2 separate regions of the Homo sapiens genome follow, and region 1 is linked to region 2. The links are chromatin loops, found by intact Hi-C in ENCODE. Cell type or tissue: heart right ventricle. All regions are shown on one strand. Each heading gives the region's core, and the rest is flanking DNA. Links, peaks and the distances in the headings are about the cores only.

The links. A loop is a pair of places that touch in the nucleus more often than their neighbours do. Peaks named below come from ENCODE experiments on the same cell type or tissue, not always from the same donor. Only the 100,000 strongest peaks of a DNase experiment are listed, where the experiment ranks them.
Region 1: it touches region 2 in a loop (3-fold over the local background); 16 of 110 quality-filtered maps call a loop at or near these places.

Annotation. Positions count from the first base shown.
Region 1 is chr1:116,358,639-116,363,041 of GRCh38, reverse strand. No RefSeq gene overlaps it. Among named protein-coding and RNA genes, the nearest start is that of ATP1A1, 12 kb to the left of the region's middle. In heart right ventricle, for the core only: a CTCF peak has its summit at 2,082 (motif pointing left); no DNase peak of the experiment used is centred there.
Region 2 is chr1:116,137,190-116,141,592 of GRCh38, reverse strand. It overlaps MAB21L3 (mab-21 like 3), which reads right to left. Exons shown (of 8, transcript NM_152367.3): 8 at 3,444-4,403. Among named protein-coding and RNA genes, the nearest start is that of MAB21L3, 28 kb to the right of the region's middle. RefSeq lists enhancers at 2,191-2,485, 2,584-2,633. In heart right ventricle, for the core only: a CTCF peak has its summit at 2,354 (motif pointing left); a DNase peak (open chromatin) is centred at 2,382; H3K4me3 peaks cover 378 bases; H3K27ac peaks cover 346 bases.

The DNA of each region.
Region 1 (4,403 bases), core at 271-4,270, 220 kb before region 2:
AGTACCCTAGGGACAGGGGCTGTTGTCTTAGCAGCACAACTCCCCTCTTTCAACATAGGCATCAGAGATTCCTTGGGTAACTTCATTTTCCTTGTTCAGGCTACTCTTCTTACCATGTCTCACTGATAATAAAAGATTAGGCTTTTGTAGGAGACCCATATTGTGATTTTTTCTTGGGCACTCCCACAATCTCTACAAACATCAAGGAAACAGGTCTCTCCTAGGTACTTTTTTTGAGGGTATTGGAGCATCGGCCAAGTATAAAATATCCAACAATACTGCAGTACATTTCTGGAAACCACATGGAAAATCCTAAAACTGGTCTTACCCGTGGGATCTGTGTTATAATTGGATGTTGCATTCTTGACCAAAGACTTGGCATCAGATAAATCACAGATACTAAATATGTCATAGAGGCAAAGATTCACAAAGATTCACAGTTTAAATCAGTAGTTCTCAACCCTGGCTGAGCCTTAGGATCGTCAAAAAATATTTTTTCAAATACCAATGCCTGCACATCATTTGGGACCAGTTAAAGCCAAATCTCTATGGGTGGGGACAAATAACCAATTTTTTTGTTGTTGTTTATTAAGAGCCAGGACCAAAAGAAAGACATAGTTGTCATTTGGCACTTTAAAAAATTAAAAGAGCCACTTGAAAGTAAGTGAAAAGATTTACTGATTCTCCAGATGGAAATTCAGAGATCCCACATTTGATGAACGCGCCATCTCATATGGTGGTGAGACAGGGCATGTGGCACGTGCTGTCCACCAGCACATGAACTAGTGCCCCTGGGTGCAATGTTCGAAGGCTAATGACCAGTGAGTTAATACATATTTACAAAGATTTCATGATGAGCATAATGTCTCTGTACTGGGGACTGGTTTAGGAGTCTTTGGAAAAAAATAGGCATAGTCCCTGTTCTCAAGCATTGTTCAGGGAGACAAGAACACAGTGATTCTGAAGTTAGGCTTCCAGCAATTTAGCAACATAGAAACATTGCCCTTTGCTGACAGTAGCATTTGTATCTGAAATTATCTCAACCAGATAGATCCAATTGTTTAAAAGTTTTGAAAATCTGCAGCTATATTCCAGGATTCCTCCCTTCCCTTAGTAGAAGGTTGGAGAGAGCCGATCCACGGAAGGAAAGCCTTGGGCTCACTCACACACTGGGCCTCCTCTAGAGACACCCAGTGCAGAGAGGAAGGCAGTCCCGCAGGGCCAGCCACCCAGAGGCCCCAGGGAAAGACTGTCCCTGCACATTTCTCACCAGGTTTATGTAAGTAAAGAGGAGGATAAATCCTGCCAATCCAGGAGGTTGGTTTCTATTTCTGATTCCAGTTCTTTGCCATGAATTATATGATTAGAAGCAGGGCATTTCATGATGCCTCAGTATTTCCATTTAAAAAAGAAGAATAGTGTCTATTCTTTACCTATAGAAACAAATACCTTACAGATAAATTAAATTCTGTTCAAAGGTATCTGAGCATTATTATGAATTTTTTTTCTGATTTTTAGTCTGACATGTTTACTAAAGAGAACTCAGAAATTACAGAGAAATAGTTATATATGAAAACAAAACTCACTCATAATCACACTCATAATTCCATAATAATTTTAAACACAAGAAAACACAAAGACATTCTCTATGTGTGGTTTTATACCTGTTTATACAATGATTAAGATTATATAATGAACATTCCTGTGTATCTTAAAATAGTGCTTAAAACAGATTATTTCATGACTGTGTGACAGCCTGCTTTATGGCACTGCCATGATTTGTTTATTGATTGTGAGATACACAACATAAATATTTTTTAAATTTAAGGGAAGGTTAATAATCTAAGAAATTTTGATTAACTATTATTTATAATAATCCATTTGGAGATTTTAAAAGTATATGGACATCAGTTGGAAATAATCTCAGAAGCACAGAAAATGAGATTTAAAAAACAATCAAGAGCAATTTTATTTTTAAAGGTCAATTCACTTATAAGAGACTCAGAGAACATGCAATAATTGCCTGTAACTACATTTCCATTGACTTCTGAGTGGTAATTTTATCTTTAACACCCCCTGCTGGTTTGCCTTATGGTTTTAGTGTTATCACTTTCTTTTTTTTTTAATTGTAATTTCATTAGAAGTCTGACATTTTTCCCGTCCTATTCTCTTTGTTCTCTCCCTCAAAAAATAAAGTGAGAGGGGTATGAGCAAAGGAAAAACAGAACAATCGATTATTACTTTATAGAAATTCACCCCTCACAACTCCAGCCACCATATGTAAAGGAAATAGGCTAGAGAAGCACAAAAGAATGAGGAGATATACTCAGGCTTTCTTTTAAGAACTTTATAACTTGTTGCATTACTCATTTATTCAAGGCCATTGCCATAGACTCTATGTCTCATATTACTCCACAGTAATTATCTGAAAGATAAACCCAGGAATGTGTAGATTCACAGGTCAGGGCCAATGTATGGTCATCCTTTTTTTTTTTCCTAGGGTTACAGGCAGATCAATTCAAAGCACTGCTTGAGATGGCACTTACCTGAACAGTTGTTTGTTCCACAAAAGCACCTTATAGTAAGTTTCTATCCTCTCATTTTACTTCCTACCACAAAGATCCTCTAATGCCCATGTGTGATGTAAAAAAATCAAGAAACAGCTATTACCTCATTTCTGATAGATCTGGACTCCCTTTTTGCATTCAAATAGCATTTATTGAATGTCCATTCTGTGCTTAGCACTGATCGAGGCACATGAACAAGATAGGCCATGTCCCTGTTCCTCCAGAGTTTCCAGCCTAGTGGAAGAAATAAATAACAGCAAAGGAAACAAACAAACAAACAAATAAGCAAGATAATACAACATAGTTATCAGCTCAAAGAGAACCATGAAGCAGGTGGTGGTGGTATGATAGAGTAACTAGGGAGGAGGTGGGGCTGTGTGGGGAATATTTTTGTTAGTGTGGTCAGTGAGGGCTGCTATTGAAGAGGTGCCCAGTCATTTACCTTCAGTCTTTCAACAAGAGTGCTGCAAGCTTCATTCTTCAAATCCTCTTCCTGCCATGACTCTCATGGCTTAGTCTAATGCCTTTCCTCTATCCTTTCTGCTTTCGGATCCTGGGAAGTGTTTGCAAGGGCTCCACACCCCCAGCATTTCTCATGATAGCCTACTTCTCACAAATCTACATTCACTTTATAATCATCTTTAATCCCAGTATCTCCATTATGGAAACATGAGATGAGATTGGAAATAAAAGGGATTCCTATTTGTTTCAACTATATTTTAAAATGTGCTTATTTGCATATGAATACAGATAATTCTATTGTGCTATTTGGGATTCTGCTAAAATCATCTCTTTGCAGAGGAAAAGTATTGCAACACCCACAGTAGCTTTCACTCTCACACAAAAGACCAGATTTCCAGAGAAAATGTTTCTTGGGCTGCTTTAGGAAGTCCAGGGCCAGTGATGGTCTTCAGGGTGGTGGGAACTTTTCTTTTCAGCCGCAACTGATGAACGTACATGTTATCTGGAGACAAGATTATAAATTTTCTTTGATGTCTTTGACTGAAGTAACTTTGGTAATAATGTTTAACCACTGGAAAACAGTTTTTGAAGTTATAATGCTTTCCTGCCATTACTCTTCTTTGGCTGTAGCTGATTTAAGCATTTCTTGCCTTTAGATTCAAATAGCAGGGCATTGGTTCCACATGTCAAATTCTGTGCATGATAAATCTATTTTCTCTTTGAATTTTTGTGACAACCTCATTAATCATGTGTTAGGAATGAGGAAGCTGAGATTCAGAGGGATTATGGCCTGGCTCAGAGTCAGAGGTACAGAAAAGATTTCACTCAAGTCTTTTGATTTCAGTTCAGCTGTGTACCTCTCAGGCTATAGCTGTCTCCTGTCTATGTGTATATAGCACTGAACTAAGTCTTTAGGAAAGTAATATGAAATTTAGTATTCAGGTAATCATCTTAATGAAGATTCCAGTTTTATTGGGACCACTAGTTACCAATGGAACAAGATGTTGAATATGTGCATGAATATATAGATATTAAATATGATTACAAACAAGAGGGCATATCCCTCAGGTGTTGGCTCCCTCTTCTCATATGCAGCCCTGAAGACACCACAGGGTACAAATATCAAATATAGCATGAATTTATAAAATTATATATAAAGATATAATTTACTGAAGCAACAAGAGTGTCTGGTATTATAGTAATAAAGAATGTATGAATTTTTACTGAGAAAAACATTTTAGCTCTATTGCTCTATTAAAAGAAAAAAGAAAAGACCTAAATAAATGACTAGGGCAATTTATTGTTGCTATTATGTCATTTGTCTCCAGATTGTTTTATGTATTTCATGACAATTCCAATCAAAATCACAGTAGG
Region 2 (4,403 bases), core at 158-4,157:
AAGTGTAGCAGCAGATTCCCACAGTGGAATATTATTTATTGGTGAAAAGGAATAAACGACTGCTACATGAAGACACACATGGGAGTCTCAAAAGCATAAAAACAATCTCAAAAGATTGTTTCTCTGTGGCCATGAGAAACAATCACAGACGACTTTATACAGTATGATTTCATGTATGTAAAGCCTTTAGATAAATGAAACAGTCAAAACTAAAAACACAATTTGGGATGCATGCAGATCATATTTTGTTGATTCTAAGCCATGTCTCTTTTTTTGACATTTCAAACACTTCAAAATTGAGATTCATTTTGTAACCAAAATTTTGTAACCAAACCATTCATTTTGTGAGTCTCTTTCTTAGAGGTGAAATAATAATGCATCTTACAATGTCGGGAGCTTAAGTTCAATGAAATATGGTAGGAAGTAGAACTATAAAGAAAAACATGAGAATGATTAACATAAAATGTGGGATACCTACGATTACCTATGTCTGGGAGGAAGGAGGCTGCTGGAAGGAAGGGGAAGCAAGGAGAATTCCGTATACTGACAATGTGCTATTTTTCACCAAGGTACAGTATATTGGTGTATTATTATTATTATTATTATTATTATTATTATTATTATTATTATTTTGAGGCAGAGTCTCACTCTGTTGCCCAGGCTGGAGTGCCGTGGCACAATCTCGGCTCACTGCAACCTCTGCTTCCCAGATTCAAGCTATTCTTCCACCTCAGCCTCCCCGAGTAGCTGGGACTGCAGATGTGCACTACCACGCCTGGATAATTTTTTGTATTTTTGGTAGAGACGGGGCTTTGCCATGTTGGACAGGCTGGTCTCACACTCCTGGCCTCACGTGACTCCCCCCGCCTCAGCCTCCCAAAGTGCTGAGATTACAAGTGTGAGCCACCGCGCCCAGCCTGCTTTATTATTCTTCTTTAAATAGGTTAGATTCTCACATGTATAAATATATTTCACAATTTAAAAAAACAAAAAGAGTGAATGAGGCGAGTAGGTGGAGATACACGTATAGTAACTCAGGAAGCTGGACAGTAAAGGGGAGAAGAGAGTGAAGCGGCCATTGCGGGAGGATGTGGAGGAAACTACAAGAAATAAATGGAAAGACTGAAGAGCTGGGAGGCATCTGAGCTGTCACATGTGGAGAAATTGGCCTTTCAGGGAGATACCTTCTATATTTTAGCAAGAGGGACGAAGGGGAGAATGGGCTTGCAGAATTTGCAGTGAAATTTTCTCATGTTTCCTCTGTGATGGTTTATATTTTCTTTACAAAGAATTTATCTGTGGTCTGGTATAGTTATCAGGAATGGTAGAGATGGGCAAATAGCACGAGGGGTAGGCATCTAAAATGAAAACATTTGTTCAGCAGTTATCCCATGCCAGGTACTCAACTAAGAGCCTTTTACATCCATCATTCCATTCGTTGCTCTCATTAACACTATGAGGTATATATTCTTTCATGATGCCTGTAACAGTTTCCTAGGGCCATAGGAAAATAACCAAATACCACAGACTAGGTGACTTAAATAACAGAAATGTATTTTCTCCCAGTTCTGGAGGCTGGTGGTCCAAGAGCAGGTGTGGACAGGCTGGTTTCTCCTGAGGCCTTTCTCCTTGGTCTGTGGGTGGCTGCCCTCTGCGCATGCACATCCCTGGCATCTCTCTGTGTGCTTAATCTCCTCTCCTTTAAGGATACCCGTCAGACTGAATCAGCTAATCACCTCTTTATTATTAACTTAATCACCTCTTTAAATACAGTCACATTCTGAGGTGCTGGGGGTTGGAGCTTGAACTTATGAATTGTGGTGGACACAATTCTGGCCATCACAATGCCCATTTTGGAGAGAAGGAACTAGAGACACAGAAAGGCCAAACAGCTTGCCAAGGTCATGCAGCTCCTCGGCATCAGAACTGGGATGCAGACGCAGGCAGGTCAACTGCGGTGGCTGAAAACCAACCATTCCTCTACACGCCTAGTCTTGGGCCTGGAAGAGTGAAGAAGGATTGAACGGTCTTTTGGAGAATTAAAAAAAAAAAAGAACAGAATAAAGGAGTAATATTCTCTGGCTTTTCTTAGCTGTGCAATCTGTCCCAGGAAACAGAATGGAGCTGAATGCCCCGGGAGCCTGGATGGACGGTCCTCTCATAGGCTCCCTTTTAAAATCTGAGTTTTAAGGAGAAAGATGTAAATCTCGGCTAAAATGGCAGGAAAGGTCAACAATTTGGCATGAGCTGGAATCCACTCATCCTTGCTCTGGAGGGACCAGGTGTAAGTTACGGGCTGAGAAGTGTGACACCTGCTGGGCTCCGAGGACGAGAATGGGTGGGACCTGGCTCCTTTCATATGTGTTCCCTTGCTGCCCTCTGCTGGCAAGAATTGGGAATACGCAGGAAGCTGCTGGTAGCCCTGCTTCCTGCAAAACCCTCAGATCTCAGGGGAAAGACGGAAAGAATCTACCGGAATCAGACTGTGGCGCACGTCAGTTCCTCCCTTTCCACACACGTACACACATATTGAACCAATGTTACAGTCAATTTTCACTTTTTAGCATTCCGTGACTGTGTAGCTGTTTTAAAAGTTGCTTAAGATGGTTTTTGTTTTGTTTTGAGACAGAGTCCCGCTCTGTAGCCCAGCCCAGGCTGGAGAGCAGTGGCCAGATCTCAGCTCACTGCAAGCTCTGCCTCCCAGGTTCAAGCGATTCTCCTGCCTCAGCCTCCCAAGTAGCTGGGATTACAGGTGCCCACCACCATGCCTGGCTAATTTTTGCATTTTTAGTAGAGACGGGATTTCACCACGTTGGCCAGGCTGGTCTGGAACTCCTGGCCTCAAGGGATCCGCCCACCTAGGCCTCCCAAAGTTCTGGGATTACAGGCCTCAGCCACCCTGCCCGGCCGAAATTAAATTTAAAACCTTATTACATTTGCCACCTTTTCAAAAATGATGTTTCCTAAGATACAAGAATATGAGAATTAGAATACAAATTTTTGATGATTTAACAAAATGTTAGTTTGTTCACCATTTTATATGCTCTTTTTAAATTTTTTTTTTAGAGACAGGGTCTCCCTTCCGGTGACTCCGTCACCCAGGCTAGAGTGCAGTGGTACAATCAAAGCTCACTGCAGCCTCAGACTCCTGGTCTCAAGGAATCCTCTCATCTCAGCCTCCTGAGCACCACATCCGGCTAATTTTTAAATTTTTTGTAGAGACGGGGTGTCAGTGTCTGGCTATGTTGCCCAGGCTGGTCTTGAACTCCTGGTCTCAAGTGACCCTCCTGTCTCAGCCTCCCACAGTGCTGGGATTACAGGCATGAGCCACTGCACCAAGCCTTCATGTTTTCAAAAATTGTAAACTCATTGTTGGTTTGGAAATTTTTTTTTCAATATTTTAAAATCATTACTTATTAAACGATAGCCTAGGGACCCCACCATTTGGTTACAGTACTTTTTTTTTTTAATCATACTTTAAGTTTTAGGGTACATGTGCACAATGTGCAGGTTAGTTACATATGTATACATGTGCCATGCTGGTGCGCTGCACCCACTAACTCGTCATCTAGCATTAGGTATATCTCCCAATGCTATCCCTCCCCCCTCCCCCCACCCCACAACAGTCCCCAGAGTGTGATGTTACCCTTAATGTGTCCATGTGTTCTCATTGTTCAATTCCCACCTATGAGTGAGAATATGCAGTGTTTGGTTTTTTGTTCTTGCGATAGTTTACTGAGAATGATGATTTCCAATTTCACCCATGTCCCTACAAAGGACATGAACTCATCATTTTTTATGGCTGCATAGTATTCCATGGTGTATATGTGCCACATTTTCTTAATCCACTCTATCATTGTTGGATATTTGGGTTGGTTCCAAGTCTGCTATTGTGAATAATGCCGCAATAAACATACGTGTGCATGTGTCTTTATAGCAGCATGATTTATAGTCCTTTGGGTATATACCCAGTAATGGGATGGCTGGGTCAAATGGTATTTCTAGTTCTAGATCCCTGAGGAATCGCCACACTGACTTCCATAATGGTTGAACTAGTTTACAGTCCCACCAACAGTGTAAAAGTTTTCCTATTTCTCCACATCCTCTCCAGCACCTGTTGTTTCCTGACTTTTTAATGATTGCCATTCTAACTGGTGTGAGATGGTATCTCACTGTGGTTTTGATTTGCATTTCTCTGATGGCCAGTGATGATGAGCATTTTTCATGTGATTTTTGGCTGCATAAATGTCTTCTTTTGAGAAGTGTCTGTTCATGTCCTTCACCCACTTTTTGTTGGGGTTGTTTGTTTTTTTCTTGTAAATTTGTTTGAGTTCATTGTAGATTCTGGATATTAGCCCTTTGTCAGATGAGTAGGTTGTGAAAATTTTCTCCCATTTTGTAGG